Linked DNA regions of Homo sapiens: region 1 is linked to region 2. The links are chromatin loops, found by intact Hi-C in ENCODE. Cell type or tissue: PC-3. All regions are shown on one strand. Links, peaks and the distances in the headings refer to the core of each region. The heading gives the core; the rest is flanking DNA. Region 1 has its middle 74 kb from the start of GPR37. Region 2 holds the start of GPR37 (G protein-coupled receptor 37).

Region 1 (10,034 bases), core at 3,064-8,063, 74 kb after region 2:
GCTTTCAGAAGATCATATGGTTGGCCTCAGTAGAAGGAGAAACTTACGAGAAAAAATGTTGGATTTCAAAATATGCATAGGCAGGCAAATGTTTAGGTTGGTGCTTTTGTTGCAAAGACCAACTAGATTTCCGAATTCTTGGTCATTGCATATTTTGTTATATGTCTGACAAAGATATTTCCCTTAGCTGCTAGGGAGAAAACTAGGGCCTTTTCTAACTTGGTCCCAGTGTGACAACCAATGTAAAACAACACTGTTCTCTCTAAATCTACAAACACAGCTTTGAAGAAAAGCAGATAAATCATAAACAAAAAACCTGAACTAGTTTCTCCTCACTCTGGATTATACATGATGAGCATTCTGAATCAGCTTTTTCATCAGCCCAGCATCAAATTTCTAAAGCCATTCTCTAGCAGTTTCTTCTTGCTTGACTCAGTCCTTCCTTATTCTCTATATTAAGCATAAATATCAGAATTCTTGCTCCAGTAGCTTTGTTCTACTTCACATTTTTAACTCTGATTTTCTCTGGGTTTGAATACATTTTTGTCCTTGTTTCTTTCATGAGTCAATAGCTGTCTCATCAGAAATGTATAACATCATATAATATTCATAATATAATGTCAGTCTCCTCTTGTACAACTGGGGAAAAGTGTTCTTCATAATGGTCATGTTTATTTACTGCAAGAATCTTACTGAGATTTTGTTAGACCAACAGATGTTTTCTTTCAAAGTTTTCTCTATGATGCAGATAGAAATAAAGGATGATAGGTTATGTGTTCCAAAGTTTGTGAATCAATCCATGCCTATCCCTACGCATTCACACATATTTATAGTGTTCATCAAACTTCCTCCTTTTCCTCAAATCACCTTGATTTTTGCTAATTTGATGAATTTATTTTTGTTCTCTTAGTGTATACACATTCTAAAATACTCCTTGCAAATTAAATTCCTTCCTTCCTCTCTCCTTCCTTCCTCCCTCCCTCTCTCTTTCTCTCTTTCTTTCCCTTCCTTCCTTCCTTCTTTTTCTTTCCCTTTCTTTCTTTCCTTCTTTCTTTCTTTTCTCTTTCCTTCCTTCCTTCCTTCCTTCCTTCCTTCCTTCCTTCCTTCCTTCCTTCCTTCCTTCCTTTCTCTTTTCTCCTCTCCTCTCCTCTCCTCTCCTCTCCTCTCCTCTCCTCTTCTCTTCTTTTCTTTCTTTCATAGCAAACGCCAAGGCAGGCAAATCACTTGAGGTCAGCAGTTCAGGACCAGCCTGGCCAATACGGTGAAACCCCATCTCTACTAAAAATACACACACAAGGCCGGGCGCGATGGCTCACGTCTGTAATCCCAGCACTTTGGGAGGCCGACTCGGGCAGATCATGAAGTCAGGAAATCAAGACCATCCTGGCTAACATGGTGAAACCCCGTCTCTACTAAAAATACAAAAAATTAGCCAGGCGTATCGGCGGGCACCTATATAGTCCCAGCTACTTGGGAGGCTGAGGCAGGAGAATGGTGTGAACCCGGAAGGCAGAGCTTGCAGTGAGCAGAGATCGCACTACTGCACTCCAGCCTGGGCAACAGAGCGAGACTCTGTCTCAAAAAAAAAATGCACTCACACACAGAAATTAGCCGGATGTGGTGGCAGGTGCCTGTAATCCCAGTAGCTCGGGAGGCTGAGGTAGGAGAATCGCTTGCACCTGGGAGGTGGAGGTTGCAGTGACCTGAAATCACTGCACTCACTGGAGTGAGTGCAATAGCACTCTAGCCTGGGTGTCACAGCGAGACTCCATCACAAAAAAATATAAAATAAAATAAAATAAAAAGAAATAGCAAATGAAAATGCTTACTACAGTCATTGCTATATACAAACTAAAGATTAAATCTAAACACTTTATGGTATGTGGAATTTCCCATGCCTTAAGCTAAGATCCCTTAAAATTTGAATTGGTCAGAATTCAAATATCTTGGAGTCTTCAAATGTTAATAAATATTGCTGTATTCAGTTTGTGTTTTTCATTTTAGGGATCAGACTTACAACTTGAGATATGGTTGCTATGATTTGGATCTAGTTTGCCCCTGACAAAACTCATGTTGAAATTATATTTTCAATATGGCAGTACTGGGAGGTGGGGCCTAGTGACAGGTATTTGAATTATGAGGCACTGCCCCATGAACAGATTGATTAATGCCCTTTCATGGAAATGAGTGAGTTTTTTCTCTCTCTCTGGAATGAATTAGTTTTCAACAGAGCAGGTTGTTATAAATGAACCTAGCCTCTCTTGCACGACACTCTGTACACACTGGCTTTCCCTTTTGTTTCCTTGTCATGTTGTGATGCAGCATAAGGCCCTCACCAGAAGTCAAGTGGATGCCAGAATCATGCTTATAGGACTTCCCAGCCTCCAGAATCATAAGCCAAATAAACCTCTCTCATTTATAAATTACACAGCCTCGGGTATCTTGTTATACCAATGCAAAATGGACCAAAATAATGGCTCACACTAGTTGGATTCCTATTCCACTGTTTAGTTCTCAGCACTTTAGTATCAACTTAGATTCCTCTTTAATCTTATATATCCTTTCCCCAGTATCCAATTTGGAAAGGTCTAAACCGTACGAAACTAAAAGTAGGTGAAGTTTTATTAATCTTGTAGGTGCTTGAAAAGGCAGCATGTAGAGACCTGCTTCAAAATAGTGTCCAGAATTCATAAGTCTTTTTCATGCCATAAGAGCAGATCAATGACTATTTCCAGTGGGCAACTGAGCATAGGTCTGATGGTTCTCTATTAACACTAGGTATTATTGATGATGCCCTCTCACACCCAAATATTCATGTAATTCACAGTTGGCATCTTGCTTATGATTGATGGCCCAATGTGAAATGCTGGGTTTGTAATGGATTTCACTTATGACTGTTTCTTAAGTATTTTGCTTAAGTTTCTTTGCTAGCTGGACATTCATCAAAGTTATTAAACTCAATACATGTAACATTTTAGGTTTGCACATATTTGCTAGCCATATCTTTTCAAAACTTTATTTTCTCTGAAAGTATGGATAAAATAAACAAAATTGGTATTTTTTTTCATTTCTACCCAGTGTAAATTGTTACTTTCTAGGTGTAAATTATCGAGTGACTATTTCAAATTTGGATTCATTATGGGGCATTCCCTATAATTTAAAAACTTCATATAACCCACTCATCACAGGGTAGTCATAAATTCTTAATTGCTTAAAGAAAGAGGAAAGAAAATAAGGCAATAATTTGAAAAAATAAACATTTTTGAAATTGTGTTCATGTATTCAATAAAAATGAAAACAGAGGTTTAAACTCAAACCAAACTGTTCACTAAAACTTTGGAATTTCAGCTTCTAACTTTTGTTTTCTGCAATATGCTTACTATTATGATTCTTATTGATTGAAGTCAATGTATGGATACATGATATTCTGGCCTTGACTTTCTCTCCAACAATAATGTTCTTTGCACAACCTCAGTCACTTATTCCCACACCTTCACCTAAACATTGAGTTCTTTCTCTCTCTCTCACTTTTGTTCTTTGTCTTCAACTACTTCTCACTGTCACCTCCTTCCTCACATGGCCAACACTGCCTGTGCCATTGTTATCCTTGCTCTCCACTGAAAATCTTGCTTCCTATTCCATAAGTTAACAGGACCAAAAACAACTTTCCAAAACTACACCACTCAATCTACTCACCTATTACATCACAGCCTCAATCCTGTCTTTTCCCTTCATTAGTATTAATTCATTGTCCATGATCCTAACTGAACAACTGTTTCTGCTGTACACTAGCTCCCATTCTCTCTCACCTACTGTATTGCTTGGCTGTCATTTCCTCTCTCATCAATTTCTACTATCTGCTTTATAATTAACATCAATATAAAACTGCTGTTGTTTCTCCTTGTTGAAATAAAAACAATCGTCTGTTGACCCCACTTCCTCTCTAACTACTGTCACTTTAAAGCAAAACATTTAAGACATGTTGTCTATAATCTATGTGCAATTCCTTTCTTCCTCATCTGTCTTAACCCCACTATAAAAAGGTGTTTGCTACTTCCATGCCATCCAAATTCCTCTTGGTAAGGACACCAATGACTTCCCCATCCACTCAATTAGAAAATCTGTTGGCTCCATCTTCACATTGTATCTAAAACCTCATTACTTTATATCACCCCTATTGCTATCACCCTAGCCAAAGTCAGCAGGATTATAACCCACTGGGATCATTGCCATAGCCTTTCAACATGCCTCCCTACTTCAACCCTCATTATGCCTCATACCCCAATTATTTTTGGCACAGCAATATGATCTGTTAAAAAGTAAGTAGATCATGCTACCCACTGTTTAAAATGTTCCAGTGCTTCCCGTCTCCTTCAAAGTAAAAGTCAGCCCATAGAAAGGCCTATAAAATTGGGTCTCCCTCCTTAATTCTTCTTCATTACCTTTTTAGCCAATTTCTCCATCTAATTTCCCCCTTGCTCACTTTACCATTCTCACCTGAGCCTCCACACCATTTCAGAACATTTCAGGACACTTGTACCTCAAGGCTTTTGCCTTTGCTGCTCTCTTTCCCCTGCCTGAAGTACTGTTTCTCCAGGGAGTTCACCAGGATTATGAGCTCACTTTCTTCAGGTCTTTGATCAAATATCTCATTAAGTCTTCCCTGACCAGCCTTTAAATTTGCATTCACATTCTGTCTACTTGCCTCTCCTGCTTAATTTTCTCTTCAGCATTATCAATGTCTGGAATGTTATATATTTTATTTTATTTTTTACTTGCTTTTCACACTGCAGTGTAACCTCAATGAGGCAGGGAATGTTGTCATTTTCCTTTGTTACCGTATCTCCAGTAGCAGAACAGTTCTTGACACATAGTAAACCTTCAAGAAATGTCATAAATTGCAAATGAAAGGTATTGGAGACTATGGTTGGTTGGAATTACCTGCAGATATTACAAAACTACTAAGGCATCTACCTCTACACTCCAACAGGACACTATTACAAGACTGATCTCAAACTGTTGTATCTTTCCTATGACATTGTTGGTTTCTTGAGGGAAGATATGATGCTTTTTATTTCTATATTTTTATCATCTGGAAAATGGGTGTGGGCAATGAATGTTGAATGAGTAAATACGTGGAATAAAAAAAATACCTTGATGAATTTTAAAGACCCCGATCATTTGAATGTTCTGCTCTGCCAGAAGATTGAGGCTGTCATGTACTCTTCCATATTAATGTCATGGGGATGGTGATGCTCCAAATTACTCTGTGACCATAAAGGACATTCTATGCTTCTCTGAAGCTAGTTTAAAAATGAACATTGTGGATAACCTTGGTTGCTCTATAAGTCAGATAACCCGAAATTAATTTGATTTTAAAAGACTTAGAAAAACTAATTGCTTTTTCCTTTTTTTTTTTTTTTTTTGAGAGAGAGTCTCACTCCGTCACCCAGGCTTGAGTGCAGTGATGCGATCTCGGTTTAAGCGATTCTCCCACCTCAGTGGGAGTAGCTGAGTAGCTGGGACTACAGTTGCCCGCCACCACGCCCAGCTAATTTTTGTATTTTTGATAGAGACAGGGTTTTGCCATGTTGGTCAGGCTGGTCTTGAACTCCTGACCTCAGGTGATCTGTCTGCCTCGGCCTCCCAAAGTACTGGGATTATAGGTATGAGCCACCACACCCAGTCAAGAGGGCTGATTTTCAAAGTTGCCTTTAGTTTAATCATTTAGGCATAAACTGATGGCTGCTTTCTCAATGTCATCCTCATTGTCATTTACACATGCTAATCATACTCTTTCATCTCTTCAGCAAATATTGAGTGTTGACCACATACATGACATGACATGAGGCACAAGCAATAAAAAACAGCAATTAAAAAAAATCAGACTTAGTCATGTCCTTTTAGACTTTACAATGATTATAAATTGTGATAATTTCTACCATGAAACAGGATGAAGGCATGTGTACCCTGGTGCTTTTGCAATTGCTGTTAAAATTTTTTAAATCCTTTTTAAAAATAGTTCTATTGAGATAAAAATAGCAGCTTTATTGAGAATAAAGTATTTTAAAAATCTTTTTTTAAAACATAGGAGCTTTATTGAGATTAAAAAAATAGAAGATTTACTGAGAATGGAGTATTTTTAAAATCTTTCCAAAATATAGCAGCTTTATTGAGATATAATTCCCAAACTATGAACTTTACCCTTTTAAAAGGGGCAATTCAGTGTTTTTAGTCTAATCAGAGTTACACAAATATCATCAGAATTTTGTAACATTTTTGACATCCCAGAAAGAAACTCCAGTGTTTATTGGCAGTCACTCTCCAATCCTTAATCCCCCCACCCGCAACCCCACCCCTGCCCCAGGCCACTGGCAACCACTAACTAGCTTGTACCTCTAGATACATAGATTTGTCTATTCTGGACATTTTATATAATTGTGATGGTACTATATGTTACCTTTTTGACTGGCTTTTCTCACTGAGTATAATGATTTCAAGGTTCATCCATGTTGTAGCAAGTACTAGTACTTCATACCTTTTTGTTGCTGAATAATATTACATTGTATAGGAAAACCATATTTTGTTTATGCATTCATCAGTTGATGGACACTTGTGTTATTACTTTTTGGCTCTCATGAATAATGCTGTTATGGACATTTATGTATATGTTTTTAGTTTATACATATGTCATCTTCATTTGAATTGTGCATATACCTAAAATGTATTAGTAGGGTTCTCCAAAGGGACAGAACTAATAGGATATGTGTACATATGAAAGGGTGTAAGGAGAATAGGCTCACACAATCACAAAGTGAAGTCCATGATGGCCATCTTGAAGCTGAGGCAGAATGAAGCCAGTAGTAGCTCAATCTGAGTTCAGAAGCCTCAAAAGTAGGAAAACCAACAGTGCAGCCTTTAGTCTGTGGCCGAAGACCCAAGAGCCCCCAGCAAACCACTGGTTTAAGTCCCAGAGTCCAAAGGGTGAAGAACCTGGAGTCTGATGTCCTAGGGCACGAAGCATCCAGAGCAGGAGAAAGAAGAAAGCCAGAAGACTCAGCAAGTTGGCTTATCCCACTTTCTTCCACCTGCTTTGTTTTAGCCATGGTGGTGGCTGGTTGGATGGTGGCCACCCACGTTGAGGGTGAGTCTTCCTCTCCCAGTCCACTGACTCAAATGTTAATCTCTTCTGGCAACACCCTCACAGACACCCAGAAATAATACTTTACCAGCTGTGTAGACATCCTTCAATCCAATCAAGTTGACACCTAATGTTAACCATCACAAATCCACTCCTTGTCAACTGAATCCACACACATCTCTTGAAATCATACTTAATCTCCAAAGAAAGACAATAAGGCCATTATTATACTTAACATAATACAGCTATCCTTCGTACAACTGGAAGCACACTAATCCTTAATCTAAATACTATTACATAAAGTTAACAACACTTAAGTGCTGATATAAAGTCAGTAAATCTTATGTCACATGATAAAGGAAAACGAAAGGAAATAAAATGAAGATATTTTTTAGTACAAGTGTATACATGCACAAAAATGTTCTTAACAAAATAAGGGGGAAAACTCATGATGATTACAGTCCTCATTTCTGCAGCTGGTCTCGTGTTGTATTGATGACTACCTTCTTCTACTACCCATTCTGAATTCCCTTTGCTTTCAGCAAGCACTTCAGCTGGTTGTGGTTTCTTACATGGTGGAGTGAATAAACCTTCATTCCTGAAAGTTCTGGGCCATTTGTCATCCTGCCTGGATTGGGTTGGTGTAGTTTCCCATTGAACTTAATCACAGGGCATGGTAATACTAAGAGACGCCCTAAAGGATCTCCTGTATTCCATGAATACTCTTCCTTACCTCCATTGTGGAGTAGTAGTCTGATTTCATCTTGATAGTGTGGGTCAATTTCCCCTACCAACAATGTGACTCTCTTCTTAGCCTGTTGACTTAGAGGTAGGAGGAGCCCAAAGGCGGCAATCTTAACTTCCAGTTTAATGGAATTGTTGTGTCTTCTGGTGGCAGCATTCCATCCTCTGGACTTAAGACCTCCAGGCCAGCAGAACATAATGTCGTGGGAACAGGAAGAAAAATGTTTGCTAGCGGGTCACTAAGGGTAATGGTGAGTGGTACCACTTCCACTTTCACCTCTTGATTTCTGGACTTGTGAATCCTGGCTATGGGAGAAACAGTACCATATATTGGTCACTGATTCAGAGCATACAGAGACTTGAGGAGAACTTTGCCTCAAAGTATTGTCACCTAGTTGGCATTGTAATTGTGACTTCAAAAGGCCACTGCCTCACTTCTTTAGTGTAAAGTGAGTGCCTTGGTCAGAGGCAATGATTTGTGGAATACCATGATGGTGGATGAGGCATTCCATGAGTCCACAGATGGTAGTCTTGGCAGAAGCATTATGTGCAGGATAGGCAAACCCATATCTGGAGTAAATGTCTATTCTGGTGAGGACAAGCATCTGCCCTTTTCATGATGAAAAAGGTCCAATATAATCAGTCTACCACCAAGTAGTTGGCTGATCACGCCGAGGAACAGTGCCATATCAAGGTGTCAGTGTTGGTCTCTGTTGCTGGAAAATTAGGCACTCAGTGGTATCTGTGGCCAAGTCAGCCTTGGTGAGTGGAAGTTAATGTTGCTGAGCCCATGCGTAACCTCCATCCCTGCCACCATGGTCATTTTGTTCATGAATCCATTGGGTGTTGACAGGGGTGGCTGGGGAAAGAGGCTGAGGGAGTCTATATAATGAATAATCCAATCCACTTGATTATTACAATCCACTGCTGAGGTCACCCTTTGATGAACATTCACATAGGACACAAATATCTTCACAGTATTTTACCACTCAGAGAGGTCCATCCACATATCTCTTCCCCAAATTCCTTTGTCACCAATTTTCCAATCACGCTTCTTCCAAGTCCCTGACCATCCCAGCAAACCATTGGCTACAGCCCATGAATCAGATATAATAGTACGTCTAGCCATTTCTCATTCTAAGCAAAGTACACAACCAGGTGCACTGCTCAAAGTTCTGGGAAGATTTCCCTTCACTGCTTTCCTTGGTGGATATCCTAGAAAGGGGCTATAGTGCTGCAGCTGTCCACTTCTGAGTGGTGCCTGTATATCGTGTAGAACCATATGTAAACCAGGCCCTAGTTTTCTCTTCCTCTGTCAACTGACCATAGGGAACTCCCCATGAGGCCACTGGTGCAGGCTGGGAGAGAGAAGGCAGGGTGACAGCAGTGGAGACCATGGGCATTTGAGCCACTTCCTCATGTAACTTACTTGTGCCTTCAGGACCTGTTGAGCCTGATTTCATACATACCACTTCTGTTTAATGATGGAATGCAGCTGTGCACAACCCATTTTATGGCTAGATGGGTCAGAAAGCACCCAGTTCATGATAGGCAGTTTGGGTCGTATGGTAATGGTAATTCTGTTTATCATTTTGAAAAGCTTCCAAAAGGTTTGTTTTCTACAGTGGCTGGACCATTTCCAATCTTACCAGCAATGTATGAGGATTCCAATATCTCCACATCCTCACTAAGAGTTATTGTCTGTCTTTTTCATTTTAGCCCTGCTAGTGGATATATAGTGGTATCTTATTGTGGTTTTGGTTTGCATTTCCCTAATGAATAATAATCTTGAGCATCTTTTCTTCTGTTCATTGGCCATTAAGAATAGGATATTTTGAGATAGAATTTCTATTTTCAGGGAAGGTCTTTCTGAAAACAAGCCACTTTAACAAATATGAAATGTAGATAGAATCTAGCTAGGATAAACATGAGGGAAAGAACTTTCCATGCTGAGAGAACAGCTGTTATAAAGCTCCTGAGGTTCAAAGGCACTTGATTTTCCAGAAACTGAAAGAGGCCAGTGTGACTGGACAGAAGCCAGTGACAGGGAAGGTTGCAGTAAAAGGTTGAGAGAGGTCAGCAGGAGAGGAGCTGAAGCATACCCAATCTTGATAGGGCATAATTCAGAAAATAATTTCATTCTTAGGGC
Region 2 (10,034 bases), core at 1,729-6,728:
GATTAATGAAGGTGATCAATGGAGGCTTCCAAACTAACAATTAATAATTCAGTGACAGAAAGGCTGCAACCACAAACTATTTGGAAAACAGACAAATTTTGAATTTCAGAAAATAATAATCTATTGGTGGTATGTTACAGTTTCTTTCAGAAAAAATGACCCTTTTGAATTATCTGAGGCAAAAAAGAAAGAAAATTATTTGATAAGTGAATTGTGTGCTGGGTAAAGCTTCTGTTCAACGATGTATCTTAAAACTTGAAATAGTAATTTCTCTCATTCTGTGATGTGTGTTATTTCAGCACACCAAACACCAAATGAAGTGTAATAGATTTTATAAAAATGCCAAGGCAGGTAATAATTTACATGTTCTTTTTTTATTAAAAAAATCAATAGTATGTATTATAAACCTTGTGAAATGCTGACACAGGAAAAAAAATCCATGTTCAAATCAGTTTTCTTTGTACAGATAAATGGCCTCAGATGTAAACCAGACAATGATTAGCTAATTCCTTTTCTGATCTATATTTCTAAAGTAGAATCTACACAAATGAATGAGATGTGACTATTTCCATTTAAAATTTATAGTTACAGCTGAGCTAAGCTTTGGAAAAATATTTGAAGATGTGTGTTTTTCTTTTTGCAGGGAATGCATTCTAAATTTTCTTATAAACCTATTACTTTACACTTTTATTTACCAAGCATATTCTTTTTCAAGGATTATGTGTTTTTGACAGCATTTAAATTTCACTAAAAACAAAGTTGAACTACCAAGAGCAACAGTAATAAATATTTTATACTTTATGTAGTCTTTTCATATCTACCTAATCCACATAACAACTTGGGTGAGCAGAGCTGAGAGTAGGTATTAGTATCCTTATTATACAGATGAGAAAATTGTGTTTCCAAAAATATAAATAATTGATATTTTTGGAAACACAATTTTATAAATAATTGATATTGACCTGGGCTCCAATAGAGTAGCTGGAGCTCTTTGGTTTTATTCATGGTCCGAATAAGTTAGAGAACCAGAACTTGGCAACCATCCAAGTAGGTAGGCATCATTGTTCAGGTTAAGGAAGGGACCACTCATGAATGAGATACCACCACAGACAAACACAGGTAGCTCCTCCTTCAGGCCTTTCCCCAGCCACTCTCCAAGCATGGTACCTGAGTTCTATAGCCCACCACTTTAAGAATGATGCCCAACTCTGGGCCAAGCATGTGTGAATTACAATGGAGCTTCTAAGGGAGCAGGTAAAGGGATTTTTCCCTGTTTAGCTTTGATTCCTTTCTGTGTAGTGATAGAGATTAGTGACACATTTATGTGGTCTAGAGTAAAAAGGATAGAAACATATCTTACATGTGTAACTTAAACTCTAAGCTAATGAGATGAGAAGGGAAGCTATATCACTGTTTCATTTTGGCAACTTATTTTTCCTGTTTCATTATTAATCCAGATTTCCCTCTTCTAAATTTTTTTTAAAGAAACAAGATACTACAGTTAGAGTAGAAGCTTCCTTCCATCCCATGACCATTCTTCTATTTCCTGAGGTGACTAATATTCTGAAGTTGATCTGTATTTATTCCATTCACATATTTTATATGATACACCATGTATGATTATCAAATTGTTTTATGTGCATTTTAAGAGCTACACAAATGGTAGCATTATATAGTTAACACATCAAGTTCTACGTTTTTCCCTTACATTTATGTTTCTGAGATTCAGTCTTGGTGATACACATAAGCCTAGTTTGTCCTTTTTATGAGTATACAAGAAAATATAAATTCAGTGAGAGCAGAACTTTATTTTATTCACTGCTCTGACCTAAGTAACTTGAGCAGAATATTTCTTTAATGAAGTAGTGAATTTGAGAGAATGAGTTAGTGTATATAAATGAATGAATTAATGTACAAATGAATGTGTGCTATTAGCTTATATTTTTTCCTATTTCTGGCTTTGTCTGATTTTGACATTAAGGTTATTCTGCCTTCACAAAATGAACTGAGTAGCTTTAAAACATTTTGTATAAATGTATATTTATTCCGCAGGATATGCTAAGGTCTAGCACTTTCCTCTGGGTAGATCTTGATGAATGATTTGATTTCTTTAATGTTATAGTTCGATTACAGTTTCTGAAAATTTTCTTCTTGAACTATTTTTGGTAGTTTATGTTTTTCTATACAATTATTCCTGTTGTCTCCATTTTTAGATTTAATGGTGTATTAGTTTACTATTGCTACTGCAACAAATAACCATAAATTTTGTGGCTTAAAACAACACACATTCATTATCTTACAGTTATGGAGGTCAGAAGTCTCAAATGGGCTAGTAGATCCTTTTTTATGCCCATTCTAGCTTCCAGAGATTGCCCACATCACTTGGCTTGTGTTTGTTTTTACTCTGACCCTCCTGCCTCTCATTTGTAAGGGCTCTTGTGATTATAGTGTACCCACCTGGATAATCACGATACTCTCCCCATCTCAAGAGTCTTAGCTGAATTGCATTGGCAAAATCCCTTTTGCTCTGTAAGGTAACATACTCACAGGTATTAGGAATTAGGATTCGGACATTTTTTTGGGGGGGCATTATTCTATTTACCACAATTGGTATCATATGTTCCATTGTGTTTTCTCCTGCCTCTCTAGATGTGTTGCTTTAAAAAAATTCAGGCCGGGTGTGATGGCTCACGCCTGTAATGCCAGCGCTTTGGGAGGCCGAGGCGGGCGGATCACGAGGTCAGGAGCTCAAGACCAGCCTGGCCAACATAGTGAAACCCCGTCTCTGCTAAAAATACAAAAAAAATTAGCCGGGCATGGTGGCGGGTGCCTGTAGTCTCAGCTACTTGGGAGGCTGAGGCAGGAGAATCGCTTGAACCCGGGGAGGCGGAGGTTGCAGTGAGTCGAGATCGCACCACTGCACTCCAGCCTGGGCGACACAGCAAGACTCTGTTTAAAAAAAAAATTCAGAATGTGTTTATTTCTTCCTCTATCATTTTCTCTTCATTAATTTGTCTATTTTATTAGCTATGCCCTGACAGTTTTGACAGGGTTGTGGGATATAGTAGAAAGGTTGGAAAGGCATGGACAGCCGTGCTGGGAGTGCTGTTCGAGTAATTTTCTGCCTCCAGTCATTTCCCACTACTTCATCAAATACAACTACCTCACTATGCTCTGGGTGGTACGAAGTAACCCATGGTAGGATGCTTCCCAACTCAGTGTTAAAGGTAATGGTGCATCCTGAGCTTTCTCGCTCTGCATCTCAATCCTGGAACTGGTAATTCTCTATGACTGACACCTCTGAGCTCCCATTCTCTCCTATCTCTAGGGAATACCTGAGGAGGTGAGGTTTCACCTTCTTACTCCCCGCGGCCCAACCCCCGTCCGCCCCTCCCCCGCCCCGCCCCTCGCCCCCCAGAGCTGAGACCTGGGCATGCGCATCAGCCGCAACAGATTGGAGGGGACCCTGCTGCTCACTCCCCTGCTACCCTCCTCTCTTCCCTCCCCCGACCGCTCTCATATTCCCGTTCCCACCCCCACCCCCCACTCCCGCCCCGCACCCGCCCCTAGCCCGGGCTCGGGGACCTGTCAGGCTGGTTTCGACAGCTGGGGAATTAACCTGTCCCGCCCATCCCTAGCCTCGAGCCGCGCAGGCTCCGCGCCTCCGCCCTTGTTCCCTCCCAGCTCCTCCGAGTGGAAGCCGCTACAAATGGCTTGAATGAAACGTGTGTGGGTTTAGTGAGTGGTGAACCACCAGGGGATCCCGTCTCCCCACAAACCAGTATCTCTCCGAGGAGGAGGCGAAGGAGTGGGAGGAGGCAACGAGCCGAGAGTCGAGCTTCGCGGGCGCGCGCAGCGGCTGGAGCGCGGGGGCGAGGCCGGGCCACCTCCCCTTCCCGGCCGCGCACTGCCTGGCCCGCGGCGGTTCCAGGCACCACCCTTCCCGTCCGGGCTGAGCCCGCTGTGGCAGTGACTAGCTCCCGCGGCTAGCGGCACTGTCCACCGACGAGCGGCGCCCTCTTCTCCCCCTTCTCCCCACGATTTCCTTCTCTGCGGCGGCACGCCGTCCAGCAGCCTGCTTCGCCCCGTCGTCAACTTTGAGCTGGAGGAGAAGCAACTTTGGCAGTGGCCGCGGGGTTGGAATCCCGCTTCTCCTCGGCAGCAGTAGGCTCGCAAGTCGCTGGGGTTAGGTGGGGCAAGAGTTTCGCCGGCGCATCAGCGCTGCTTCGGACTGTTTGCAACGTGTTTCCAGCGAGCTGGGAGCGGGGTTGTGACTGCGAGTCGTCTGGGGGAGGGGGACTTGTTTTTCTTTTCCTCTAGAGACCTCGGCTTGCAACTGGATCAAACGCTGTCGAAAGGATGTAAATAGGCAGAGCAACTGTTACCAAGAAGGCCACCACCCCCACCCAAAGGCAGTGAGGAGTGTGGGGCTTCGTCTGGGCTCCCCCGAGTCTCAACAGTAATCAACAGTCAGGTGTTGATTGCAACTTTTCAAGGTCAGCCACCGGGAGTAGCCTATTCCCTCTAGGAACCTTGGAGGGCATACCTTGCTGGGACTCAACTTGGCTGAGAAATGCACAAGATGCCAAAGGAGGAAGGATTATAGGGGGCGTGTGTGTGACCCCCAAGACCGATCTTCCGCTATCACCCTAATCTCCGGTTCCCCGCTACCCGGGCGGGGGTGAGTATGTGACATGTGCCTAACTCTCAGCAGCAACTTCGGCAGCAGGTGTCGATCCTAACTAAGCAGGAGCTGCGGCTGCCGGGTGTGCCCTCACCAAGCCATGCGAGCCCCGGGCGCGCTTCTCGCCCGCATGTCGCGGCTACTGCTTCTGCTACTGCTCAAGGTGTCTGCCTCTTCTGCCCTCGGGGTCGCCCCTGCGTCCAGAAACGAAACTTGTCTGGGGGAGAGCTGTGCACCTACAGTGATCCAGCGCCGCGGCAGGGACGCCTGGGGACCGGGAAATTCTGCAAGAGACGTTCTGCGAGCCCGAGCACCCAGGGAGGAGCAGGGGGCAGCGTTTCTTGCGGGACCCTCCTGGGACCTGCCGGCGGCCCCGGGCCGTGACCCGGCTGCAGGCAGAGGGGCGGAGGCGTCGGCAGCCGGACCCCCGGGACCTCCAACCAGGCCACCTGGCCCCTGGAGGTGGAAAGGTGCTCGGGGTCAGGAGCCTTCTGAAACTTTGGGGAGAGGGAACCCCACGGCCCTCCAGCTCTTCCTTCAGATCTCAGAGGAGGAAGAGAAGGGTCCCAGAGGCGCTGGCATTTCCGGGCGTAGCCAGGAGCAGAGTGTGAAGACAGTCCCCGGAGCCAGCGATCTTTTTTACTGGCCAAGGAGAGCCGGGAAACTCCAGGGTTCCCACCACAAGCCCCTGTCCAAGACGGCCAATGGACTGGCGGGGCACGAAGGGTGGACAATTGCACTCCCGGGCCGGGCGCTGGCCCAGAATGGATCCTTGGGTGAAGGAATCCATGAGCCTGGGGGTCCCCGCCGGGGAAACAGCACGAACCGGCGTGTGAGACTGAAGAACCCCTTCTACCCGCTGACCCAGGAGTCCTATGGAGCCTACGCGGTCATGTGTCTGTCCGTGGTGATCTTCGGGACCGGCATCATTGGCAACCTGGCGGTGATGTGCATCGTGTGCCACAACTACTACATGCGGAGCATCTCCAACTCCCTCTTGGCCAACCTGGCCTTCTGGGACTTTCTCATCATCTTCTTCTGCCTTCCGCTGGTCATCTTCCACGAGCTGACCAAGAAGTGGCTGCTGGAGGACTTCTCCTGCAAGATCGTGCCCTATATAGAGGTAATGCCTTCCAGGGGCTCTCAAGCTAGTGGCTTTATCTGTTTTCGGGATTATAGCATCAGAGAACTGCTGCTGGATGCACCTATCTAGCTGAACGCCTTTCCTTTTTATCTGGGGCCCTCTTTCATTTCTCTTTCCAATCATTTATGCATGTATGTATATACAAAAAGAGGCAGCTTCGCGAAATCACCTTCAAATTCATCTGCTCCTGGGCTGTAAAAAAAGGATGATCTCACAATATACAGAATTGTTTGGAGTATAAATCTATCTCCCTGAATATGGTGTTATGCGTATTTCTGATTTGGCACTTGTCAGAGATTTTAGGGTTAAGTAAATGGCCAGCCTAAGGTTGTCATCATCAGAGCCTACAAGGAAAAAAAAAAAAACATTAGCATTTGTGTACTAGTTACCAAGTGCTTCAATGTGAGTTTTCCCCCAAGAAGATTATTGCATTTTTTCTTAAACAGCAAAGTTGGAGTAACATTTTATTGAAAGAAAGAAAGAAAGAAAATTGTGTTTGTCAGTTGGCCTCATGATATATTAATAACCTCTCAAATTAGTTTAAGTGTCTGACTGTCTTCCATGCTATCCCATCTAAATTCTTAAGTCATTTTTTGTTCCTGTCTTTTCCCATCTCGGTTTCTTAATTTTATTTTTGTGTGTTTGCGTGAACTTAAGCAAAAATAAGACTTTGGCCAGCGTGGCACATAATTTGTTTAACATTCTCAAAGTTATACATTTGTTATTTGTTATGGGTGGAAAGATTGGCTATTTTAAGGGATTGACCCTAAGACTAGAAAATTTCTTGGGAAGAAGGGGGCACATCTAGTTTCCAAACTTTGGAAACAAAAATCATTTTGAGTGAAATTGCATTGTTTCATCCTACAGCTAGTGTCCTGGCCCACTATTGTGGTAGGTGGACTTTGCTCTTTAAATGGCCTCTCTTTAAACACCAGCTCTTGGAAGGGGCCCAACTGTTTTGCTGCCAGTTGTGTTTTTAGCCAGCTGGCCCTTGATTTTCTCCATTCAGACTGTCCATTTCATTTATGGAAGCAGAAGAAGGGAAACTGTAAATATTCCGCAGCCCCTGATCCTGTCTGGCACCAGGGCCTGTGACACTATGTTCAACATTGTTCCAGGCCTAAAGCTGGGGGATAAGTAAACAGAAAACAGTACCTACTTAGACGGACCAAAGCTGGAGACAGTAAATAAGACCCTCTGTTATCTTGACAGGGATCAGGTGCAGGATCATTCCATGACTATGAAATCAGCTGTTGCTGCTTTAGCAGCGTCCATGATTTCTCCTGTTGCCAAGCTTGGCGTATCTCTGAAACATCTACTTTGTTTGGTAGACAATTCATTTTTGAATTGTGAAGGAGCCAGTTGAACTCATGTTAGAGAATATGTGTCTATTTACCAAACTGCCTCTTCAAGGTCAGTTTCAAATTTCTTTTTTTCTTTTTTTTTTTTTATCAGAAGAAATTGACTTATGCAAGAAAGAGACAAAAGTATAAAGCGGACAAGAGAGGTACCTCAATGACAGAGAAGTGTATTGGCTTATCTCACTGGAAATGTACTGGACATGTAGAAATCTGTATACACTAGAGGGAAAAACAATAGGACAGAAAAAGGAAATTGGGGAAAGAAAAATAAAAACACCAAAGTTCTTGAAAGAACACCTTAAAAGAAAAGAATATCAAATTCAGGAAAGATTATAAAAACTTTGGTTAATTTAATGAGATATAAGCATTTTGAGCAATGGCATTTATTATGTACTTATTTTAATTTTCTTTTTCCGTAATTCTGAGTTTGTACAAATGTAATACTTTCTTTCATTTGTATTTCACTTTTTAATTTAATCAGCTCCTCCTTAAGAGTGCTTTGTTTTTTGCCTCTTATTATTAGTAAAATCTTTTACTTTCTGTATTTTTGCTTAACTTTTCCCCATCCTAGTAGCTTTCTCTATTTTTCAGTTATTAGTGCTAGCATTTATTTTTCTTAGAGAATCAAAGGCTTAAAAAATTCACTCATTTATTTTTTAAAATTACAGTATAATATACATTTTTACTGTTAAAATAGTGAATGAACATCTTAATATGTAGCATTTCTATATTTCTACCTAATCCTTATTACTCTGAAATAATTTTAGAATGGTTTATAAAAATAATTATTGGACAATATTGCTGGCTTCATAATTCCTGATTACTGAGAACAAGAACTACAGTCCAAATCTCAAAATAAAAGTGTGTCTCCAGGAGGCACTGATGTTTTCACAAAAGTAAGAGGTATTTAGGGTTTCTCCTACGTTGGGTTCCTGCAAAAACAGGCCCTGAGATGTAGATTTATTGGGGCATCAAGTTTATTGGGTTGTGCTCTCAGGTTCAACCTATTAAGGAAAGAAGAAAGCAGGATTGGGCGGGCAAAGGGAGAAGTTGAACTGTGATGCAATTGCCACAGAGACCTCAGCTGACACCATTAGGAGCTTTAGGGCTGGGATGGCCATGCAGCCATATCCCAAATTGAGGCAAGAGGGCTCAGCCTTTACATCTCTTTATGGACCAGTCATTAGATGTAAGACATTGGATGCAAGCCTGCTCCCAGGATGGGGTATAACCTTGAGTTGGGTGGATCTCTTTGGTCAAGGGCAATTCCTAGAGAGGGATGCAGCTAAGCACTGTCAACCAATAGCCCCAGCAGCTGGAGGAATCAGTGCTTCATTCTTGAAGGACTTTGGAGGGAGCTGTCTGGGTGGAAAACCACAGCATCCACTACAGTAGCTTTTTTTTTTTTTTTTTTTTTGAGACGGAGTCTTGCTCTGTCACCAGGCTGGAGTGCAGTGGCACGATCTCAGCTCACTGCAACCTCTGCTTCAGGGGTTCAAGCTATTCTGCCTCAGCCTCCCAAGTAACTGGGACTACGGGTGCGTGTCACCACACCCGGCTAATTTTTTTTGTATTTTTAGTAGAGATGGGCTTTCACCATGTTGGCCAGGATGGTCTTGATCTCCTGACCTTGTGATCTGCCCACCTCTGCGTCCCAAAGTTCTGGGATTACAGGCGTGAGCCACCACGCCCAGCTTACAGTAGCTTTTGAACAATCATGTTAAATCAGACATAGATAATGTTCTAATCCAACTCCCTCATTTTAAAGATGAAATTTGAAGCTCAGAGACTATCCTAAACATATATACCTGGTCAGTAGCCACCAGACCCTTGGTCTCAATGCTTCATGTTTATATTTGCTGATTAGACCAACCTGTATGAAGCACAAGCTTTATCCAGTGAGTGTTTTCTTTTCCTTTCCGCTCCTTGGCATCTGAAAAATTTTTTCTTTTTTTAATCCACTAGACAGGAAAAAATAAAAACCCGTAAACATCATTTGTTATATAATGAAATGTATAGCTTCTTTTGTTTCTCATAAACTGTCAGTAAGTTCTGCAATTGGTAGTTAATTAAAATTTTTTAAATTGCAGTAATCTGAGACAACTATACTTTTTAATTTGCCTAGCATGATGACTTTAATGACCAAAAAGTTATATAGGTTAAATTTTATGTTCTTAAAATCATGAAGTATGTTAGATTGGTGAAGGACATTACAAGTACATTACATTTGTTCAAACTTTCTCCAAATCCCCTTCCAAAATTTTGCCTCTGACCTCAAGACTTTTAAAAATTTTTTGACATCTTGTCTACTTTCATATTTCTAAATTTTGCCATTCCTTCACTTGTTACTTTCTTATTTTATTTCTTGGCTATTTTTCCTTTCTTTAACTATGTATAATACCTTCTTATAGATTTATGATGTAGCATTCACCATTTTCCAGTAAGATGTTTAACCTTTTTCAGTGTTTTTATTTTTAATTTTTTCGTAGTTAATTTTAAATTTTATTCTCAATAGATTATGATTGAATTTTATAATTTTTCTCTCCCAGCTTCTCTTTTGCTTTATTTTTCTTTTCTACCACAGTTCTTTCTCCTGTACAGCTTGAGCGTTAGCATAATCTGAAGGGAATCGTGGGATTTTGGGGAAGATTTGGGTTTGTGTAGAAAAATATGAGGTACTTCTTGAGTAAAAACTATACTTTTTCTAATTTTCATTCAACTCCTCTTTCTATTTTAATTTGTTGGCCTAAAGCTTGAGGATAGCACCCAGCTTCCAAGGTCTATTGTGAGAAAGGAAGTTTTATGATGTTTAATATTGCCGTGAGTGAGAATGTTCTGGGAACTG

Evidence for each region. Hi-C counts contacts between places; a loop is a spot of excess contacts. Peaks named below come from ENCODE experiments on the same cell type or tissue, not always from the same donor. Only the 100,000 strongest peaks of a DNase experiment are listed, where the experiment ranks them.
Region 1: a loop joins it to region 2, with 4 times the contacts of the local background. A loop is called at or near these places in 2 of 110 quality-filtered maps.

What each region holds. Positions count from the first base shown.
Region 1 is chr7:124,686,853-124,696,886 of GRCh38, reverse strand. No RefSeq gene overlaps it. Among named protein-coding and RNA genes, the nearest start is that of GPR37, 74 kb to the left of the region's middle. In PC-3, for the core only: no CTCF peak of the experiment used is centred there; DNase peaks (open chromatin) are centred at 5,826 and 7,736; H3K27ac peaks cover 947 bases.
Region 2 is chr7:124,759,727-124,769,760 of GRCh38, reverse strand. It overlaps GPR37 (G protein-coupled receptor 37), which reads left to right and starts at 3,969. Exons shown (of 2, transcript NM_005302.5): 1 at 3,969-5,807. The coding sequence starts at 4,785. RefSeq lists a silencer at 3,828-3,957. In PC-3, for the core only: a CTCF peak has its summit at 3,781; a DNase peak (open chromatin) is centred at 3,790; H3K4me3 peaks cover 3,519 bases; H3K27ac peaks cover 1,090 bases.